Regions from separate parts of the Homo sapiens genome. Here region 2 is linked to region 1. A link is an interaction called in ENCODE POLR2A ChIA-PET data of the cell type or tissue named here. Cell type or tissue: PC-3. All regions are shown on one strand. Each heading gives the region's core, and the rest is flanking DNA. Links, peaks and the distances in the headings are about the cores only.

What was found. ChIA-PET counts read pairs that join two places held together with the same protein. Peaks named below come from ENCODE experiments on the same cell type or tissue, not always from the same donor. Only the 100,000 strongest peaks of a DNase experiment are listed, where the experiment ranks them.
Region 2: POLR2A ChIA-PET joins it to region 1 with 11 read pairs; 5 of 35 experiments call an interaction of 5 or more read pairs at or near these places.

What each region holds. Positions count from the first base shown.
Region 1 is chr5:178,087,098-178,095,428 of GRCh38, reverse strand. It overlaps LOC105377754 (a long non-coding RNA gene), which reads left to right and starts at 2,040. Exons shown (of 3, transcript XR_941302.3): 1 at 2,040-2,204; 2 at 4,241-4,340; 3 at 6,725-6,929. In PC-3, for the core only: no CTCF peak of the experiment used is centred there; a DNase peak (open chromatin) is centred at 4,398.
Region 2 is chr5:178,177,723-178,186,053 of GRCh38, reverse strand. GMCL2 (germ cell-less 2, spermatogenesis associated) reads left to right here. Exons shown (of 1, transcript NM_001358008.2): 1 at 1-1,549. The coding sequence ends at 335. Among named protein-coding and RNA genes, the nearest start is that of GMCL2, 5.5 kb to the left of the region's middle. RefSeq lists enhancers at 4,916-5,456, 5,457-5,999. In PC-3, for the core only: no CTCF peak of the experiment used is centred there; no DNase peak of the experiment used is centred there.

The sequences.
Region 1 (8,331 bases), core at 106-8,105:
TGAAGCCATCTGAAGAGTGGCCACGGAGGAGGGAGGACTGACGTGAATCCATCTGAAGAGTGGCCACGGAGGAGGGAGGACTGACGTGAATCCATCTGAAGAGTGGCCACGGAGGAGGGAGGACTGACGTGAATCCATCTGAAGAGTGGCCACGGAGGAGGGAGAACCGACATGAAGCCATCTGAAGAGTGGCCACGGAGGAGGGAGGACCGACATGAAGCCATCTGAAGAGTGGCCACGGAGGAGGGAGGACCGACATGAAGCCATCTGAAGAGTGGCCACGGAGGAGGGAGGACTGACGTGAATCCATCTGAAGAGTGACCATGGAGCAGGGAGGACCGATGTGAAGCCATCTGAAGAGTGACCATGGAGGAGGGAGGACTGACGTGAATCCAGCATGTGAGCCCGGGAGATGGCACATCCAGAACCAGTGGGTGCAAGGCCCAGGGCAGCCGAAGTCTTCTCCACCTAAGGGGTTTCGGCAGAGTTGTCTAAAACTCAATACTCCGCCTTACTACAGACCGTGTTCCCCACCAGAAGAACTGAGCTCACTTACGCAGTCAACAAATACCACCTATGGGCTGTCCCCACTTGGATGTTGGCTGGGCTCCACAACTTCATAGGTCCTGAACAAGATGCTTGATTTCCCTCTTCGAACCTGTCTTCCTCACTGCAGTCTGTGCTACGACCATCCACTCCATAGCGGAAGCCCAAACCCGCTAGTAGCCTCAATTTCTTCCCTCGCCTCGTATCACACCCCTCCCATCCCATTCATGAACAAACTCTATAGATTCTCTCTCCAGATATGTCTCACATCCCTCCACTTCTTTTGTCTCTGCAGCCCTCAGTGCAAGCGCCTGCCCCCTCCCACCTGGCTTCCTGCAGGAACCACCCAGCTTGCCTCCTTGCTTCCTGTCTCACTCCACCTAGTCCATTCTCTACACAGCAGCCGAAGTGGCTTTCTAAGCCTTGAATCTGGTCATGTTCCTTCTCTGCTTCATTGTTTCCAGTGGCTTCCCGCAGCCCCCTCTTTACCATGTCCTATCAGGTCATAGCTGCCGTGGCTCCATCCTGACTCTGACCTCATCTTCTCCCACTGTCCCGTTATTCAAGCTCCAGTCACACTGGCCCACCGCAGGGCCTTTACACTTGCTGCATCTCTATTGTCCTTACCTAGGGTAATTTTTCTCTAGAGCACAGGCCTCATGGAACATACTGTGAGTCAGCGCTTCCCAACCTTTTTTTTGAGATGGAGTTTCGCTCTTGTTGCCCAGGTTGGAGTGCAATGGAGCAATCTCGGCTCACCACAACCTCCGCCTCCCAGGTTCAAGCAATTCTCTTGCCTCAGCCTCCCGAGTAGCTGGGATTACAGGCATGCACCACCACGCCCGGCTAATTTTGTATTTTTAGTAGAGACGGGGTTTCTCCATGTTGAGGCTGGTCTCGAACTCCTGACCTCAGGTGATCCGCCCGCCTCGGCCTCCCAAAGTGCTGGGATTACAGGCGTGAGCCACTGCACCCAGGCTTCCCAACCATTTTAACATCAGGACATTCAGAAATTTTACTTCATTTGAGGCTGGGCACAGTGGCTCACACCTGTAATCCCAGCACTTTGGGAGGCTGAGGCAGACAGATCACTTGAGGTTGGGAGTTCGAGACCAGACTGGCCAACATGGTGAAACCCCGTCTCTATGAAAAATACAAAAATTAGCTGGCTGTGGTGGCTCACATCTGTAATCCCAGCTACTCAGGAGGCTGAGGCAGGAGAATCACTTGAACATGGGAGGTGGAGATTGCTGTGAGCCGAGATTGTACCACTGCACTCCAGCCTGGGCAACAGAGCAAGATTGCATCTCAAAAAAAAAAAAAAAAAAAAAATTTTACTTCATTTGTGTATTTTGAGGCCACGTTAACAGGTGACTGAAAGTTAGAAATACTATGCCATCCTGGGAAATTAAACCTTTATTATTATATAGTGATGTGCTTTGCCTCTAGTTTTTGTTTTTTTTTTTAACTGAGTCTATTTTTGTCTGAGACAGGAAGGAATCCCCTCTCCCACCTGCTAAGCTGCCTTTAGTGCCTCTCATTGGCAGAAGCTAACAGGAAGTCAGCTGGCAAGGGAGCTGAAAAATGTGGCTTGCAGACCCTAGCCCCAGCATCTCAGAGCAGATTATAGAAGGGTGAGCGTAGACCAGAAACCAGAGGTAAATAACCAGCACTATTATCTATGTTTTTATGATTTTCTTGTTGTCTTTGATTTCCTACATTTTCACCATGATGGGTCAAGTGTGAATTTCTTTTTTTTTTTTTTTTTGAGATGGAGTCTCGCTCTGTCCCCCAGGCTGGAGTGCAGTGGCGTGATCTCCACTCACTGCAAGCTCTGCCTCCCAGGTTCACGCCATTCTCCTGCCTCAGCCTCCCAAGTAGCTGGGACTACAGGCATCCGCCACCACGCCCGGCTAATTTTTTGTATTTTTATTAGAGACGGCGTTTCACCATGTTAGCCAGGATGGTCTCAATCTCCTGACCTCGTGATCCGCCCGTCTCAGCCTCCCAAAGTGCTGGGATCACAGGCGTGAGCCACCGTGCCCGGCTGTGAATTTCTTTTTTAAAATTCTGCTTGGCATCTATTGGAGTTCTTAAACCTATAGATTGATGTCTTCCATCCATTCAGGAAAATTCTCAACCACAATTTAATATACTGTCTGGTCTGGGGGTCTGGGTCCTCTTTCTCCCCTTCTTCTGAGACTGCAATTAAACATATGTAAGACAGTCTCACTGTAACTTCCATATCTGTAGTCTTCCCTTCTGCATTTCACATCCTTGTGTCTCTCTATGCTTGTTTCTGGATTGTTTTTTCTGACCTGCCTTCTAGTTCTCTAACTCATTTTTCATCCACGTCAAATCTGCTGTTAAACCCATCCATTGAGCTTGAAGTTTTAGTTTGAATTTTTCTTTTTTCTTTTTTTTTTTTTTTTGAGACTGAGTCTCGTCCTGTCACCAAGCTGGAGTGCAGTGGTGTGATTTTGGCTCATTGCAACTTCTGCCTCCCAGGTTCAAGTGATTCTCCTGCCTCAGCCTCCCAAGTAGCTAGGACTACAGGCACACACCACCACACCCAGCTAATTTTTTGTATTTTTTTTTAGTAGAGACGGGGTTTCACCATGTTGGCCAGGATGGTCTTGATCTCTTGACCTCATGATCCACCCGCCTTGGCCTCCCAAAATGCTGGGATTACAGACGTGAGCCACTGAGCCTTACCTGTAGTTTGAATTTTTTAGTCATAGACTTTTTTTTTTTTTTTTTTTTTGAGACTGAGTCTTGCTCTGTCACCCAGGCTGGAGTGCAGTGGCACAATCTCTGCTCATTGCAACCTCGGCCTCCTGGGTTCAAGTAATTCTCCTGCCACAGCCTCCCGAGTAGCTGGGATTACAGGTGCACACCACCACGCCCAGCTAATTTTTATATTTTTAGTAGAGACGAGGTTTTGTCATGTTGGCCAGGCTGGTCTCGAACTCCTGGCCTCAAGTAATCCCCTTGCCTCGGCCTCCCAAAGTGCTGGGGTTACAGGTGCAAGCCACTGCACCTGGCTGACTTTCTATTTATTTCTTTTTCACATATGCTATATAATTTATAGAGCTTCCAGTTCCTTGCTAAAATTTTCAATTTTGGCATTTAATTTCTTGAACATAATACTACTAATTTGTTTTATAGTCTGGAGTTCCTCTGGCTCTATTTCTATTGACTGTTATTTCTGATGATTTTAGCTCAAGGAATCTTGCTTCCTCATGTGTCTTTATTTTTGTATGTTAAACATTGTGTTTCTGAAATTATTTGTAGAACTAATTTGAAATGGAGTGATTTTCTCATTCACCAAAGAGTCTTTCCTTCCTTCCTTCCCTTCTTTCTTTCTCTCTTTCTTTTTTTTTTTGGATGGAGTCTCACTCTGTCACCCAGGCTGAAGTGCAGTGGTGCAATCTCGGTTCACTGCAACCTTCCACTCCCGGGTTCTAGTGATTCTCCTGCCTCAGCCTCCTGAGTAGCTGGGATTACAGGTGACCACCACCACACCAAGCTAATGTTTGTATTTTTGGTAGAGATGGGGTTTCATCATGTTGGCCAGGCTGGTCTCAAATTCCTGACCTCAAGTGATCCTCCGAACTTGGCCTCCCAAAATGCTGGGATTACAGGCGTGAGCCACTGCGCCTGGCCAAAGAGAATTTTCTATTGCTTTTGCCAGGTGCCTGGAGGGATCAGCAAACTGAGATCATTGGAGTTCATACTTAGGGCATGGTGTTTTCTCGGGAACCTGGGTGACTCAAACCTGGACTATCATTCAGGTAAGGACGGCTTTACTTTCAGTTCACCTTTACTTCTGAAATGCAGTCCTTTGGGGGCTGACTCGCGTGTGGGAGGCAGCTTATCACCCACACTCTTGGCAGGCCCCAGACTTAGATATTTATCTCCAGGCATGCAAAGCCACTGAAAGTGAGCTTAGCCTCTCAGCCCTTCTTTTCAATTGGCAAAAGCTTCCAGGGCAACTGCAGCCTCAAGTATCTGGGTCACCTCTTGGGAATCCTGTTCTCTCTCAGATTCAGCATGGCAATTCTTCACTACTTTGTTAGCTCTTTAATGCTTTTTTTTGACATGGAGTTTTGCTTTTGTTACCCAGGCTGGAGTGCAATGGTGTAATCTCAGCTCGCTGCAACCTCTGCCTCCTGGGTTCAAGTGATTTTCCTGCCTCAGCCTCCTGAATAGCTGGAATTACAGGTGCCCACCACCATGCCTGGCTAGTTTTTGTATTTTTAGTAGAGATGGGTTTCACAATGTTGGACAGCCTGGTCTCAAACCCCTGACCTCAGGTGATCCACCCACCTCGGCCTCCCAAAGTGCTGGGACTACAGGCATGAGCCATCACACCCAGCTTTTGTTTTTGTTTTTGTTTTTTTTTTGGAGACAGAGTCTCACTCTATCGCCCAGGCTGAAGTTCAGTGATCTTGGCTCACTGCAACCTCCGCCTCCCGGGTTCAAGCTGTTCTCCTGCCTCAGCACCCCCGGAATAGCTGGGATTACCAGTGCCTGCCACCATGCCCGGCTAATTTTTTTTGTATTTTTAATAGAGACAGGGTTTCACCATGTTGGCCAGACTGGTCTCGAACTCCTGACCTCAGGTGATCCGCCCACCTTGGCCTCCCAAAGTGCTGAGATTACAGGCATGAGCTACCATGCCTGGCCTCTTTGATGCTTTTAAGATTGTGTGTGTCAACTGGACATGGTGGCTCATTCCTGTAATCCCAGCACTTTGGGAGGCTGACCTGGAGGATGGCTTGAGGCCAGGAGTTCAAGGCCAGCTTGGGCAATATGGCGAGACCCCATCTCTAGAAAAATTATAAAAAATTAGCTGGGAATGGTGATGTGTGCCTGTAATCCTAGCTGAGGCAGGAGGATCTTATGAGCCCAGGAGTTTGAGGTTACAGTGAGCTATGATCAGGAGACTGCAGTCCAGCATAGGTGGCAGAGCAAGACCCTGTCTCTTAAAAAAAAAAAAAAAAAAAAAATTGTGTGTGTGTGTGTGTGTGTAAATTTTTAAAACACTTTTGTAGCTGTTTTTATCAGGAGGTTTTGTCCGAAGTACCTAGTCTGCCTTTACTGAAAGGGGAGGTCCTGGTTTACTTTTTAAACTATTTTTATTTTAATTTAGTTTTTTTTTTTTTTTTTAATTTTTAGAGATGGGGTCTCACTATGTTGCTTAGGCTGGTCTCAAACTCCTGGCCTCAAGCAATTCTCCTACCTCGGCCTCCCAAAGCGCTAGGATTACAGATGTGAGCTTCCACGCCCACCGACTTTTTAAAACTATTAAACAATGAGTGTGGGTGATGGATCAGAGGGTACAACGGTGGTTTCGAGGAGACTAGTTGTCCAGAGAGCAAGAAGAAGATACCATGAGCTTGGATGAGGGCATTGGAAGTAGAGCTGGAAAGAGAGCAGATTTGAGAGATACCCTGGCTGTTGAGTTGATAGGACTTGGCATTAGGTTTGTTTGGGGGGTGAGAGAGGTGAGGGTGGTGGGTGCCCTGAGTTTTTGGCATGAGTAACTGGACGGTCCCAGTCGAAGACAGGGTGTCTGAAAAGGAGGACAAGTTGATGAAAGAAGGGTCAGCAGGCCGGGCGCAGTGGCTCACACCTATAATCCCAGCACTTTGGGAGGCCAAGGCAGGAGGATCATTTGAGGTCAGGAGTTAAAGACCAGCTTGGCCAACATGGTGAAACCCTGTCTCTACTAAAAATACAAAAATCAGGCACTTGCCTGTAGTCTTAGCTACTTAGGCAGCTGAGGCACAAGAATCTCTTGAACCTGAGAGGCGGAGGTTGCCGTGGGCCCAGATTGTGCCCCTGCACTCCAGCCTGGGTGACAACAGAGTGAGACTCTGTCTCAAAAAAAAAAAAGGTTAGCAGTTTGCCTTTGGGCATATATGTCTGATGAGGTTTTGGGACTTCCAAGTGAGAATGTCCCATGGGCAGTTGGTTATTTGAGTCTGGAATTCAGGTAGTGATGTATAAAATTGGGAGTTTTCAACAGATGGGGGCATTTTCAACCTGCTTTGATTGGTGCTTATCTTGAATCGAATTATTTTAATTATAGCCTGAGCAACATAGTGAAACCCTGTCTCTACAAAAATTTTTAAAAATAGCTGGGCATGGTTGTGTGTGCCTATCATTCCAGCTACCCGGGAGGCTGAGGCAGAACAGCTTGAGCCCAGGAAATCAAGGCTGCAGTCAGCTATGATCACACCACTGTGCTCCAGCATGGGCGACAGAGCAAGACCCTGTCTCTGACAGAAAAGAAAGGAAAGGAAAGAAAGGAATATTTTAATCAGAGTATTTGCCAACACTGATTGTTTTGTCAATAAAGCATTCTTGGAACAAGAGGCATTAAAGTAAATTAATTGATTGATAAAATGTAAGTACGGGGCCAGGCGCGGTGGCTCATGCCTGTAATCCCAGCACTTTGAGGGGTCAAGGTGGGCAGATCACCTGAGGTCGGGGGTTCAAAACCAGCCTGACCAACATGGAGAAACCCCATCTCTACTAAAAATACAAAATTAGCTGGGTGTGCGCATGTCTGTAATCCCAGCTACTCGGGAGGCTGAGGCAGGAGAATCGCTTGAACCCGGGAGGCGGAGGTTGCGGTGAGCCAAGATTGCTCCATTGTACTCCAGCCTGGGCAACAAGAACGAAACTCCATCTCAAAAAAAAAAAAAAAAGAAGGCCGGGCACGGTGGCTCATGCCTATAATCCCAGCACTTTGGGAGGCCGAGGCAGGCGGATCACGAGGTCAGGAGATTGAGACCATCCTGGCTAACACGGTGAAACCCCGTCTCTACTAAAAATAGAAAAAAAAAATTAGCCAGGCGTGGTGGTGGGCGCCTGTAGTCCCAGCTACTCGGGAGGCTGAGGCAGGAGAATGGAGTGAACCTGGGAGGCAGAGCTTGCAGTGAGCCGAAATCGCGCCATTGCACTCCAGCCTGGGCGACAGAGCGAGACTCCGTCTCAAAAAAAAAAAAAAAAAAAGTAAATATGGCACAGTCAAACCACTTATTTTTTGCATAAAAATTTTATTTTGTGGAAATTATTTTCACTGGTATCAATTTAATTCAATTTTTAATTTGAATTTAATTTAATTTGATTCAATTTTTTTCTTTTTTGAGATGAGTTTCACTCTGTTGCCCAGGCTGGCATGCAGTGGCGTGATCTCAGTTCACGGCAACCTCGGCCTCCCAGGTTCAAGCAATTCTCCTGCTTCAGCCTCCCAAGTAGCTGGGATTACAGGCACCTGCCACCACGCCTGGCTAATTTTTGTATTCTTAGTAGAGATGGGGTTTCTCCATGTTGGCCAGGCTAGTCTTGAACTCCTGACCTCAGGTGATCCACCCACCTCGGCCTCCCAAAGTGCTGGGATTATAGGCGTGAGCCACCGCACCCGGCCTGATTCATTTGTTAAACAAAATTGATTTCTTCATCATCTGTTTGCATTTCCTTTTGCAGCCATTGTTTCTACCAAGCCCCAGTCTCTTGGATAGGATTTTGCAGATCTAAGTTATTTAAAGAAGATTTGGCTTTTCTGTCATTTTAAAGTTAATCATAAATTTTACCCAGTGCAGGTTTAGCAGTGGTCAATTTTATTTTGTGGTGTGGGGTGGAAAAGTGATCATTTCTATGCATTTCTTAGGGAATCCAAGAAAAATTTTTGAGCAGTTTTGTGAACAATAGAGAGAGGAGGCGCCGGGCGCGGTGGCTCACACCTGTAATCCCAGCACTTTGGGAGGCTGA
Region 2 (8,331 bases), core at 178-8,177, 91 kb before region 1:
TCGGCTTTGACCTACTTGTAATTTACACCAATGGATACATCATTTTCAAACGCAATACACTGAATCAGCCACGCAGCGGGTCTGTCAGTTTACGGCCTCGAAGGAGCATAGCATTTAGATTACGCTTGGCTTCTTTTGATAGTAGTGGAAAACTAGTATGTAGTAGAACAACTGGCTATCAAATACTTATACTTAAAAAGGATCAGGAACAAGTGGTGATGAACTTGGACAGCAGGTTTCTGACCTTCCCTTTATATATCTGCTGTAACTTCTTGTATATATCACCAGAAAAAGGAATTGAAAATAATCGTCACCCAGAAAATCCAGAAAACTGAAGATCTCATCAGTTGGAAACAGTAGCACTTTGAAAACTTTCAGGCCAGCTTTAATTTAATGGCCCTACTGATATTCACATCTAAGTTGACTAACAATGACAAAGGCCTTATGAACTGTACGGACAATACAGAAGACTATTCTTATCCTCATTGCATTTCTATGCATATACAAAAAAAATCATTTTAAAGCCAAGAAAATATCTGTCAAACCATTTCTGTCAGTACGATGTCAACTCATGCTTTTAATTCAGCATCAGCAGAAAATGACTGTAGGTAAATCTCACATTTATCTGCAACAAAATATAGATTTAATTTTTAGCTTAAACTTTGTTTCTACCTTATGTTAGTGGACCTCAGTTATCCATCTGTAAATTTATTTTTATTTGGCTAAAATAATCTAAAAGAATAATTTGGATGGCCAATTAGAAATGCTCTTTTGAGCTGGGGCATTTAAAGCTTTCCTTTAATATTTTTACCTGCTCATTATGATTCCTCCTTTTAGTCTAATATCTTTCCAGTTCATACTTGTTTTTAATCATTAAATACTTTCTTCCTGGTTTGGAGACTAAGCTGAGAAACTTTTTTTAAACTTAAGCATTGTCATATGCTATTTTTTAAAATTTGGCTTTCCTAGGATTTTAAGAACAATGAAAGTTAGCTTCACACCTTCAAATGATCTTGAATGCGTGAAAAATCAGTTTGATTCCAGGGATATTTCTTGTCTTACATGGTCTTTTCTTTGACAGTCTGTACACCTTTATTATTAGTTTTTGAGTTATTTATGTACCAGATATTATACTTTTAAATATTTTAATATTCTCTGATCTTTACAATTATTTATGTTCAAATTTTAGTTGGGAGTTTTGTTTCCTACTTAAGCTCAGGACTTGATACCCTCTGAGATGAGTGGCTTTGAGTGACATGCTAACAGCAATTTCATAGTAAATGTAAATAAGGTCAGAGGATCTAACATAGAAGCTGATGACGCATTAATGTAAAAATGGAACTTATTTTTGTCAAAAATAAGATGTACACTTGTCATGATTTATATATGTTGACCTTTTGTGTTTACTGCTGTTTTGAATAGAGCCATGTTCATTTTCTTTCCAGTTAGAGTAAGTACTTCTGTGGTTAATGTATATTTTTATTCTGGCTTTTAAAATGGGAATAATTTGTATGTATCTGTGCAAATAATAAATGCGCATTTGGAAAAAGATTAAGTAAGCTCTTATATGAAATGGACCAAAAAACCCCCCTTAATTGAAACCAACATTTTTTTTCTTTCTAGTTAGATTTTTTTCCAACTCCTTTTAACTTTTGGAATTTACTAATAATTTTTTTTCTTTCTTAATGATATGTCCATAGGTTCATAAATTGCTTTTTCTTTTAAAATTCATCTACTTGGTTTAACTTAAAGGAACCTTTTAAATGCCTCACCCTTGACCCCCAGAGCTGGAATTTAAATGTTTCTAATACAGTGATTTGGCTGTTATCAAGAGGTTACATTTCAGCTGGGCGTCAGCCGGGCATGGTGGCTCACACATGTAAGCACAGCACTTTGGGAGGCCGAGGCAGGCGGATCATTTGAGGAGTTTAAGATCAGCTATGAGCAACATGGTAAAACCCCATCTCTACTAAAAATACAAAATAAAAATAAGCCGGGCCTGGTGGCACACACCTGTAATCTCAGCTACTTGGGAGGCTGAGGCAGGAGAATCACTTGAACCCGGGAGGCAGAGGTTGCAGTGAGCGGAGATCGCACCACTGCACTCCAACCTAGATGACAGAGTGAGATTCCGTCTCAAAAAAAAAAAAAAAAAAAAAAAAGAGGTTACGTTACTTATTTTTGTATTTGACTATATTAGGCCTCTTTCACGGGAAGCTGTTGTTTTCTTTCCATCTCATTACCGTATAAGAGGTTCCTGACCCTTTATGTATTGAAAAATATAGAAATACCAAACTTAAATTATTTGGATAATTAAATTTTTGCAAATCTTGGAAGGAAAGATAATGTTTGAGTATATTAATGAATAAAGTTAACTGTTTCATTACACTTACATAAGTTAACTGGCCAAATTGGAATGATATGTGGTTTCATCCACTGGTTCTGTCCTGGCCACGTTGCTTATGTCACCCATAGACAGGATAATTCTTTCTTCAATCACGAGTAGGTTAATGTTCTTATTTGAGAAGTTGATCATTGTCAGCTAGTAATTCACACTGGTAGTAAACATGTGCTTTTGTTTTCTTACCAAACACTTTTATGTGTTTGCATAGTATATTCTTTTCAGCAGAAATATTTTCAATAGGCCGGGCGCGCTGGCTCACACCTATAATCCCAGCACTTTGGGAGGCCAAGGCAGGCGGATCACAAAGTCAGGAGATCAAGACCATCCTGGCTAACACGGTGAAACCCCATCTCTACTAAAAATACAAAAAAAATTAGCCGGGCGTGGTGGCGGGTGCCTGTAGTCCCAGCTACTCGGGAGGCTGAGGCAGGAGAATGGCGTGAACCCGGGAGGTGGAGCTTGCAGTGAGCCGAGATCGCACCACTGCACTCCAGCCTGGGCAACAGAGCAAGACTCCATCTCAAAAAAAAAGATAATAAAAAAATAAAAAAAGAAATATTTTCAATAAAGTGTTAATAGTGTAAGCTAAGATATTGTATAAACTATGGTTTATGAAAAAAAAATTTTTGTAAAATTACCTGGGCATGGTGGCACATACCTGTAGTCCCAGCTACTCAGGAGGAGAATCACTTGAGCCCAGGAGTTTGAAGCTGTAGGGATCTGTGATTGCACCACTGCACTCCAGCCTGGGTGACAGAGGGAGGCCCTGTCTTTAAAAAACAATTGTTTTTATAAGAATGCTAGTCAAGAAATGAGTTTCCAACAGGCACTCTTGGCCCCAATTAATGTTTCTCCATTTTGCCAAAAAAGTGAAAACTGGCCTCTCATGGGTGGGACCAGTGCACCCTGACCAGGTGCAACTGGCTGGGGCTGGTGTCACAGGCAGTAAAGGAATTTACTGAGACAGTCATAGGTAAAGAATGGCAGATTTATTTGAGAAAGTTCAAAGATACATTGCAAGGTTACAATGGGCAGCACAGCAGAGAAGGGGCTCTCTGCAAAGAGGCAGGGCTGGAGGGAAGTTTTATAGGGTCATGCTGGAGGAAGCTACGTGCAGAAGGAAGTTGTACTTCTGGGGCTACATGAGGAGCAAGGTATTTGGAAACAGGATGTTGTGCCAGCAGGCTGTCTGTGATTAGCTGTCTCTTGGAACAGTTGTTCCCCCGCACCTGGGACCCCTTCCTCAGTGTGGCTTCCCTATCAGGACTCCACACTAGGGTGGAAGCAGCTTTGGATGCCACAGTCACTAGATTATCTTTCTACATTCTAGCCATTTCTTCTGTTTTTGTCCCCCACGTTTTTACTGAGACATAATTAACATACCACAAAATTCACTTAGGGTTCACGATTCCATTGTTTTAGCATATTTGAAGCTGGGCAGTCATCACCTCACAGGTTTAGAGTGCTTGCATCACATACAAAATAAATCCTTTACTCGTTATCAGTCATTCCCCATCTCTACACTCCCCCGAGCCCTAGGCAACCATTCGTCTATTTTGTCTCTATAGATTTGCCTATTCTGGAAATTTTATATTAAAAAATGGTTTTTGTTTTTGAGATGGAGTCTTGTGCTGTCATCCAGGCTGGAGTGCAGTGGCGCCATCTCAGCTCACTGCAACCTCTGCCTCCGGGGTTCAATCGATTCTCCTGCCTTAGCTTCCCAAGTAGCTGGGATTACAGGCACCTGCCACCATGTCTGGCTAATTTTTGTGTTTTTAGTAGAGACGGGGTTTCACCATGTTGGTCAGGCTGGTCTCAAACTCCTGACCTCAGGTGATCTGCTGCCTCGGCCTCCCAAAGGGCCGGGATTACAGGCACAAGCCACAGCACCCGGCCAAAAAATGTTTTTTGAGACAGGATCTCGCTCTGTTGCCCAGGCTGGAGTGTAGTGGCAGAATCACAACTCACTGCAGCCTTGACCTCCCAGGCTCAAGCAATCCTCCCTCCTCAGCCTCTCAAGTAGCTAGGACTACAGATGCATGCCATCATGCCCAGCTTTTTTTTTTTTTTTTTTTTTTTTTTTTTTGTAGAGATGGTGGTGTTGCTGAGGCTGGTCTTGAACTCCTGGGCGCAAGTGATCCTCCCACCTTCACTTCCCAAAGTGCTGGGATAACAGGCATGAGCTACCGCACTCAGCCTAAAAATTTTACATAAATGGAATCATATAATATGTGGCCTTTTGTGTCTAGCTTCTTTCACTTGCCGTAGTGTTTTCAAGGTCAGCTACACTGCAGCATGTATTAGGGTCTCTTTCCTCTTCATTACCAAGGAATTTTCTATATACGTATATTTTTTTGCTGGTTCCCCCTCAGAGGATGAACCTTTTTTTTTTTTTTTTTTTTGAGTTTAAGTGTAGACGTTCAAGCAAGCGCAGTGGCTCGCACCTATAACCTCAACACTTTGCACTTTGACAGACTGAGGTGGGTAGATCATCCAAGGTCAGGAGTTCGAGACCAGCCTGACCAACATGGTGAAACCCTGTCTCTACTAAAAATACAAAAAATTAGCCGGGCATGGTGGTGGGCACCTGTAATCCCAGCTACTTGGGAGGCTGAGGCTGGAGAATTGCTTGACCCCGGGAAGTGGAGGTTGCAGTGAGCCAAAATTGCTCCATTGCACTCCAGCCTGGGTGACAGAGTGAGACTCTGTCTCAAAAAACAAAAACAAAAACAAAAACAAAAACAAAGAAACAGCGTGGAGGTTTAATAGGCAAAAGAAAGAGAAAGAAGAATAGTTCTCTCCTGCAGAGAGACAGGGGCCGCTGAGTGGCTCTTCTGGTTAGTGGTGAAATGCACCGGGTTTCATACACGAGCTTGAGGAGGTGGTGTCTGATTTACATAGGGCCCAAAGATTGGCTGGACCAGGTGTGACGTTTAGTGTCCACCCATAATGTTTTATTATGCAAATGAGCTTCCTACCTGGAGAGCACCATGTTGTCTGCTCCTTACTGTACACGTGGTTGACGAAGAAAAGGGAAGATGGAGCCTTCATGTTGAACATGCCTGACCCCCAGGTAGCCTTTTCCTGTTGGCACAGCTGCTGGCATGCCCCCAGAGGATGAACCTTGAAATAGTGCTGGGTCCTGGGTCTTCTGCCTTCTCTGTCTACATTCTGCCCCTAGGTGAGCTCATCCAGTTTCCTGGCATGAAATCCCACCTTTATGAAAATGATTCAAATCTCTTTCTCTAATCTGGTCTTTTCCCCTGAGCTCCACAAATAGTCTTCCTCTCCACTTCCTGATACATTGTTCTTAAAACCTGAGGAATCTCCAGAGAGGTAAGAGTGTCTTTGATATGCTAATGAGATGACTGCTGGCTGGGGGACCCCTAGGTAGCTTCAGGAGGTGGGCAGGTCACTGGAAAGACCAAGGCACATTTAGAGGACTAGGATTTTCAGCTCCACGCCCCACCCCTACCCCGCCCCTGCCCCGCCCCCAACCTCCCAGGAAGGGAGAGGGGCTGAAGGTTAAGCTGATCACCAGTGGCCAGTGATTTAATCAATCATGCCTCCATTAAAACCCCAAAAAACGGGATTCAGGGGGCTCCCAGCTAGCCGAACACGTGGAGGTTCCTGCAGGGTGGCACACTCCTTTCTCCATACCTCGCTCTATGCATCTCTTCTGTCTGGCCTGTGTGATATCCTTTATAGTAAATGGGTAAATGTAAGTGTTTGCCTGAGTTCTGGGAGCTTCTCTAGCAAATTAATAAAACCTGAGGAGGGGTCATGGGAACCCCAATGTATAGCCAATTGGTCAGAAGTTCCAAAGGTCTGGACTTGCAACTGACATCTGAAGTGGGGGACAGTCTTGTGGGACTGAGCCCTCAATGTGTGGGATCTGACACTAACGTCAGGTAAATAGTGTTAGAGTTAAACTGAATTAGAGGACACACAGCAGGTGTCTGACAGAGAATTGCTTGCTTGCTGTGTAGAGGGAAAATACACACATCTGGGGTCACAGGTGTATTGACTGTTGAGTGAGAGACTAGGAATAACACTTTGGCTTTTCCTATATCTCAACAACAATCCAATAGCACTTAAATATAATTTAAAATGATATTCAAGTGGACTTATTCCAGAAAGGCAAGGATGGTTTAATATTAGAAACTCAATATAATTCATTACATAAATAGATAAAATGAGAAAAGATACCAGTCTTATCAATACCTACTAACAAGGCAGTTGATAAATTTCAACTTTTTTTTTTTTGAGACAGAGTCTCTCTCTGTTGCCCAGGCTGGAATGCAGTGGCACGATCTCGGCTCACTGCAAGCTCTGCTTCCCAGGTTCACGCCATTCTCCTGCCTCAGCCTCCTAAGTAGCTGGGACTACAGGCATCTGCCACCACACCTGGCTAATTTTTTTGTATTTTTAGTAGAGACAGGGTTTCACCATGTTAGCCAGAATGGTCTCGATCTCCTGACCTCTTGATCTGCCTGCCTCAGCCTCCCAAAGTGCTGGGATTACAGGCGTGAGCCACCGCTCCCGGCCTTTTTTTTTTTTTTTTTTTTTTTTTGAGACAAAGTCTCGCTCTGTCACCCAGGCTGGAGTGCAGTGGCACAATCTTGGCTCACTGCAACCTCCGCCTCCGGGGTTCAAGTGATTCTTGTGCCTCAGCCTCCCAAGTAGCTAGGATTACAGGCGTGCGCCACCACGCCTGGCTAATTTTTGTATTTTTAGTAGAGACAGGGTTTCACCATGTTGGCCAGGCTGGTCTCAAACTCCTGACTTCAGGTGATCCACCCACCTCGGCCTCCCAAAGTGCTGGGATTACAGGCGTGAGCCATCGTCTTTTTTCTTTTTCTTTCTGTGTTTTGTTTTGGAGACAGGGTCTCCATATGTTGCCCAGGCTGGATTCGAACTCCTGGGCACAAGGAATCCTCCCATCTTGCCTCCCTGAGTAGCCAGGACTACAAGCACACATTGCCATACTTCATTGAAAACAATTTTAGAGACAGGGTCTCACTCTGTCACCCAGGCTGGAGTGCAGTTGTAACTGAGTACCTCTATCTAAGGAAGGATTTAATTATTTTTTCTCTCTTCTTTTCTTGTTGCCCCCATTCCCCGTTTCCTACTTAGCCTTTTAGAAATACAAATATAGCCTTCTACCTCCCCGTCACCAGACTCCTCCCAGGGAAAGTGTATCTAACTATGGGCTCCAAGACAGAACAAACCAAGGGTTAACAGTTGATTTGCAAACTGAAGCATGCCGGCTAAGGAACTCTCACCCTATAGCAGGCTGCCTGAGAGACCACCAGCTTGCCCACAAAGATGCCAGCAGTCACCAGCACAATGGCCCAGTAGGTAAGGCACCAAGTTAACACAGAGACCCCCCGACCTTGCTCACTTTCTCCCTTGCTTTTTAAAAGTGCCTGCTTTTTGCTCCAAAGGCCAAGTGGCACATTTAAAGGCAGGATGCTTGTGGTGCCTTTTCCCCTAAACTAGCTTCATAATACATTACTTTCTTTCTATCAGACCTCACTTTTGCTAATTGAACTCTGCACGCAGCAAGCAACTAACTCACCTGCTATTGGGTTACAGTTCTGGTGGCCCAGACTGGGAAGTGCTGTGCGCTCCGGGTAGGCCTGTGCTTGACCACCTGCTTTCACTACTAGGTGAGGCCTAGGGTCACCTGTGAGCACCAGCCGCTCGTGGCTAGCAGACCCCATGATGGGGATGTTAAGGAACTTCTCAGAAGCGGCCAAAAATGCTTTTGTTTTTGGGAAACCTCCCTTTTGCCTCCTGGCACAATGTTGGCTGCCTTCAGTGCTCCCCTGGTTCAAAGAAAGTGAACTTTCTTTGTTCACCTTTTTTGTGGGGTTGGGGGGAAGCCACCATCATTAGGAGCTGGTTAAGTTGGTTGGAGTGCA